Linked DNA regions of Mus musculus: region 1 is linked to region 2. A link is a loop called in an ENCODE intact Hi-C map of the cell type or tissue named here. Cell type or tissue: left cerebral cortex. All regions are shown on one strand. Each heading gives the region's core, and the rest is flanking DNA. Links, peaks and the distances in the headings are about the cores only. Region 1 has its middle 38 kb from the start of Slc35b3. Region 2 holds the start of Gm46392 (a long non-coding RNA gene).

The links. Peaks named below come from ENCODE experiments on the same cell type or tissue, not always from the same donor. Only the 100,000 strongest peaks of a DNase experiment are listed, where the experiment ranks them.
Region 1: it touches region 2 in a loop (2.1-fold over the local background); 2 of 42 quality-filtered maps call a loop at or near these places.

Annotation. Positions count from the first base shown.
Region 1 is chr13:38,921,066-38,923,987 of GRCm38, forward strand. No RefSeq gene overlaps it. Among named protein-coding and RNA genes, the nearest start is that of Slc35b3, 38 kb to the right of the region's middle. In left cerebral cortex, for the core only: no CTCF peak of the experiment used is centred there; no DNase peak of the experiment used is centred there.
Region 2 is chr13:38,860,397-38,863,318 of GRCm38, forward strand. Gm46392 (a long non-coding RNA gene) reads left to right here and starts at 1,334. Exons shown (of 7, transcript XR_001780837.1): 1 at 1,334-1,413. In left cerebral cortex, for the core only: no CTCF peak of the experiment used is centred there; a DNase peak (open chromatin) is centred at 1,296.

The DNA of each region.
Region 1 (2,922 bases), core at 261-2,760, 61 kb after region 2:
CAACAATATAAACTAACCAGTACCCCGGAGCTCGTGTCTCTAGCTGCATATGTATCAGAAGATGGCCTAGTCGGCCATCATTGGGAAGAGAGGCCCCTTGTTCTTGCAACTTTATATGCCTCAGTATGGGGAACGCCAGGGCCAAGAAGTGGGAGTGGGTGGGTAGGGGAGTGCGGGGGGGGGGGGGTGGGTGGGTGGAGGGGTGGGGGTTGGAGGGGGTGAGGGGTGGGGGGGGAGGGTCTGGGGAACTTTTGGGATAGCATTTGAAATGTAAATGAAGAAAATACCTAATTAAAAAAAAAGTCCTCCTTGTTTCAGCACAACTGAAAATCCAATCTAAAATCTCTTGGGAGACTCCTGGCAAACTTAGATCCAAAAGCATTTACATGTCCAAGACCCAATGACATGGGGTAAACATTTCCGCTCTAAAAGAGAGGAACAGGGAAGTGATACTGAAGAACCAGACCAAAGCAAGACCAAGTAATTAACAGAGAACTTGTTGACTCAAGGTGCAAGAAGCACAAGCTGGCATGATCTGAGGTCACTAGGACTTGGACAGCCTCACCTTTTGTCTGTTCTCTGGAGTCCACTGGGATACTCTTTTGAACTTGCTCAGCTTGCATCTTGCAGATCCTCTCCCCCCAGCCCCCCCCCCCCCCCTCCTGCAGGTGTTCTAGAATCCTTAGTAGGATTTCCATGGCAACAGTGGTATCATACACCATCCTCCCAAGAGCCATCTGCAGGGACTCTGAGGCTCCCATACCACACCTTCTCCTAGCTTTTTATTTTTTTTCTTTTGAAATCTTGGTGACAGCCTCCACAGCCACAATATGTATATATATATATATATATATATATATATATATATATATATATATATATATATATATATGCATGCCACAAAAAGATGACCAGCACCAAAAAAAAGAAACACACACACACAAACATATATGTATATATCTTTTCTTTCTTTCTCTTTATTTTCTTTCTTTCCTTCCTTTCTTTTCCTTTCTTTTCTCTTCCCTCCTTCCTTCTTTCTTTCCACCGTTACTTTTCTCTTCCTTGCTCTCAATCTCACGGGGTTTGAACTGAATAGATTCCTTAGGAAATGACCGTTTGCCTCAGGACACTTTTTCATGCATGGCCACTTGTATTTTTTAATTTACACATATATTCTTTGACTACTCTCAACAACTTCTATTTTCTGGTAGAGATCTTACATTTATCTTTTGTATATTTTCCAAATAATTTCATGGTGTTTTATTCTAATGTAAATAAAAGTTAAAATTCAATTTAAAACTCCCCAACTGCTGCTCTCTACAATATAATCTTTGTGCATGTTAACCTTGGGTTTAGGGTTTGCCAGGTCCACTTTTTAAACTTAATATATTATCTGACATTTCACATGCATTTTTGTATGTTCACAGTTGTATCATTTGTCAATAAAATATTTTTGTTGTAATTTTATTTCCTTTTCTTGCTTTTTATATCATGGAATGAATTGCAATAAAACATTAAATACTTCCCCCATTACAAAAATGCCCTTCATTCCTGAAATCAGAGAGAATGCTTCTAGCAATTGACAAAAAGCACCCTACTCAAGTAGGGTTATTTTTTTCCCTGTAGATAATACTTTATTAGCTATATTGCTAATATGTATCACGAGTTGATATTGAATTCCATTCAGTAGTTTTAACACATAATTGAGGTTTCTTTTTTCTTTCTATTAATGTAGTGAACAGCACTGGTTTTCAAAGGATGCAACAGCTGGATTCTTGAAGGATGAGGTATCACCCTGTTAGCATTTGCGTGAATGTGGTTTGCATACTCTTAGGCTCTTCCTGCTGGGTTCATGTGTGCACTGAGAACTGGTCAGGAAATTCTCTTTCCCTGGGGAGGTTTCCCTCCCAGGATCATCCTGGCGTAAAGGGAGAAGTGGGACAGGTCTGCTGCTAGCAGTATTTGAGAATGTTTTGGTAAGACTGATGGCTGTTTTTAAAGGTTCAGTGAAGTTCCTCTGAGGGACAGCTCTTAATTACAAGTAATTTATCCTTAAAAGAAGATCAAGAGCTAGTCAGACTTTCTGTTTTCCTGTATCTTCTAGGTAAAGTGTGTCATAGTAGGAATTGGTTGGTCTCATCTACATTTTTAAATCTGTAGACAGAAAGTGCTTAACAGTGACATTTTATTTGAGTTCTTTGTAGGATTTTTAAAATCATCGCTTTTCACTTAAGATAATGGTTATTTTATCTAATTTGTTGATCAGCTAAGAGAATTTTAAAACACAGTCTTTTCAAACACCCATTTTTCTATCTGTACTCTACATTTTAATTTGCAATTTAACTTGCCCATTCTTTCTACTTACGCACTGTACATTAGGCTTTACTTATTGCACATCTTCTCTAAAATGGTGCTTAAAGTAACAATTGCTTATGTAAAATGCTGCTCTACGTGCCATTTTGCTTTTCACAATCACTTTGGGAAGAAGACATGCTAATTCGGCATTGCCTGATGAAAACGAGGCACATCATTTCCCCAGGGTTGTGAAGCTGCGGTTCAACCCAGTCTCCACATACAGGCAGCCTATGCTTCTAAAGTCTTCAGTACAGTTAAGAGAAGGCAAATTCGCCTTGGCTTGGAACATTGATTATTGTCATGGAGGAAAACGTGTGGCCCTCAGAGCTGCTTGTTCAGCAGTTCCTAAGGCTTGGCTTTAATGTGCCCAGTCCTCTTCCTATGTCACCATTTACTTCCTAAGAGCCTTCCGAATTCTCTACCACCGGCGTCACCAGTGGGGGCTGCAAAGAAGTGGCTTACCTTCTCAGAGGTTGACTGTTGAGGGGGACTTAAGCCTTTTCTGTGGTTTAGATCCCTGGGTTGTCACTGTTTTCAAATGTCAGTTAGGATGGGACTATGCATCTG
Region 2 (2,922 bases), core at 230-2,729:
ACGGATAGCAGTCATGCAGGCAGGGAGGGAGGGAGGGAGAGGGAAACAGAGTGGGGAGGAAGAAGGAGACAGAGAGGGAGAGGGAGAGGTTGAGGGAGAGGTTGAGGGAGAGGGAGACGGAGATCATGAATCTAATTTCTTTCCTTCCTTTTGTTTCTTCTTTGAGCATGACTACTAACAAACTGCAAACAACCCCCCCCTGAACGACCACCAACCATCAACCCCTCTACTCGGTGCCCTAAAATTTTTATAACATCTATATACCCTCATCAAAATTCCCAAAATTCCCAAAATTCCAAATATCACACAATCACAGAAACTATCTGCAGCTGGCAAAACCACGCCTCTGCTAGAGCATGAGGCAAATCATAGTCAGCTGCTGTAGACAGTCCAAAGGAGCCCCACATCCCCATACTTGGGACTAAAATCAAAGCACTCTCTTAAAATATTTCGGTGAAGCCGGGCGTGGTGGCGCATGCCTTTAATCCCAGCACTCGGGAGGCAGAGGCAGGTGGATTTCTGAGTTTGAGGCCAGCCTGGTCTACAAAGTGAGCTCCAGGACAGCCAGGGCTATACAGAGAAACCCTGTCTCAAAAAAACAAAAAAAAAATATTTCTGTGAATTTTTAAGAAACCAAAATTCCAGAATGTCACTACACATGACTTTGTATATGAGTATGAAATTGTAAAAAAAAAAAAATGTAAAAAGCAATTTAAAAACTTGATGATGTTGATGAATTAGTGGTCATGGGTCTGTATTTTAGTAATCACAAATGGAAATCAGTGATGTCGATAACCTCTTCGGCTGTCTCTCTAGGCTGAAACATGCTTTCATTCCTTTGTCTTTAGTTAGGGCAGAGGGGATCGTCCCACTTGGGAAACTACTACCAAACTTAACAAGTTTACATTCTGATTTACTAAGAGGACAGAGACCTCCACTTGTGGAGTCTGATAACTTTCATTGATATTTAGAATTAGCAGACATGGTCAGAAGAGAAAGAGGCTTGTAGCAATGACTTTTCATTTTTTTATGAAGGGTCATCCAGCTTTGACTTTGGCAGTTTCTATTTTGCTCTGGTCAGTTTGGAGAAGCTAACCATTTAGGACCAGTGCGCGCGCACACACACTAGCTGTAGTGGGGACCTGTTTCTGGTGTACCTCCAAGACCCTCTCCCACCCAGGTAGTCTCTCCAGTTTGGAGCTACTCCTAGCAGTAAACAAAACTAACCTTTTGAAAAGCGAGCTTATTTGGTGGCAGAACAGATTCTTGGCCAAGACGGTTGCCATGGCAGCCAGCACGGCCTGGATTCATGTGCTGAAACATTTTGGTGGCTAAGGTACTCAAGTGTTGGTCTGCTTCATCATTCTACTCTCAACAGTGTGTCGTATCTTTCTTCCCAAAGATGACTTACAAGTAAGTTATCCATAGTCATCTTAACAGTTAATGCCATGTTGAAATGAACGGCACCTCCTCAACCCCACCTTGTTTTCTTCACAACCAATCTTGAAATTCTGTCTCTACTCATTTCCTGTGGTCTCTTATTGCCTGACCTCAGCCCTTGCTACCATGAAAGTTCATCTGTAACATCTTAGTCACTAAATCCAAAGCCTCCCCTTAATGGTTTTTTACATCTTTATTTTTTAGTTTTGAATGTCCCTATGCACACCCCTTCCCCCCCCCCCACTTGGATTCTGCCCCACGATCCTCTCCTTGGCCTTCCTCTTAGAATTTACTTCTTCCTGTCACTCCCCAAATGGAGCCTGTTAAGGAGCAGGCATCTCCCTCATTATTTTTGTCTTCAAACCTTCCCCATGGTCATGCTTCACGACTGTGTGATTGTCAGGTTCCCCCCAGAAGATGCACTGTCTACTGGCAACTCTGACTGACATAGTTCTTGTAAGCTTGGATCCCATGGCCAACTCTACTATCGAGGACCCTCAAAGTTGACACGTTCTTAGCCCTGCCTCTGGGTTTCTTTCTCCTCATCTTCTTTTCTCTTGGGCTCTCTAGCCTTGTCAGAGAGAATAGCCGCTCTAGAAGCTAGCTAGAAATAACTTTGCCTACCATATTGTTCTAGTTTATGCAGTTTTGATTTTGTATTTTCATCTCTCCATGGTCACGGGTGATCCAAAGACATTAAATAGGCAATTCCAGAAATAAACAATTATAAGATTTAAATTGTTATTCTTAGTAATATGATAAAAAAAATCTCACATTATCCTGCTAAGGGTCAATCAGGATACTATGTCCACACTGCCCCATGGCTGCATAGAGAAAGCTTTCATTAATGATTATTAGTAATAATTTCTTACTATGTCTAATCTATAAAGTGACCTATGTCATATGGAGGGATAGGAAAAATAGGTTAGATAAGGTTTAGCCTTATTTGTGCATACAGATCCATTGAGGATCTCCTCGTGGAGAACAGGGACAACCATACTTGGTTATCTTTCTACAACACAGCTTTCTCTTTGTATTGGATGCGGGAGGAAGGGCACTGAGAGACTGGCAGCCTTGAAAAGTTCAGTAGAGGCAAGTGTGCCCAGTGGAGGAACAGACACACGTCTACTTCTGGGCCCTGGGTCACAGGTGTCAAAGCCTAGGGAGTGACGCTGACCGGCAGGCATTGGCTTGGAACCCAGCAAGTGATGCATGCTGCCTCCTGCTGTCACCAGCTCTTGGTTGCTTTGTTGGTATAATGTCCTCTGTCCTGCCACTGCCTCTGGCTTGCTTTCTTGACTAGGGAGCCTCACACTCAGACATTACTTTGACTGGAGATTGTTTACATTCATCATACCAATATGAAGTAATAACAACAAATGAGCAAAATACAGGCCTATTTTAACCTCCCACCCAGACTGTCATCTCTACTTCTGCTTGCCAGAGGAAAGATACCAGTTTGAGATTTTGTTTTGACATAGT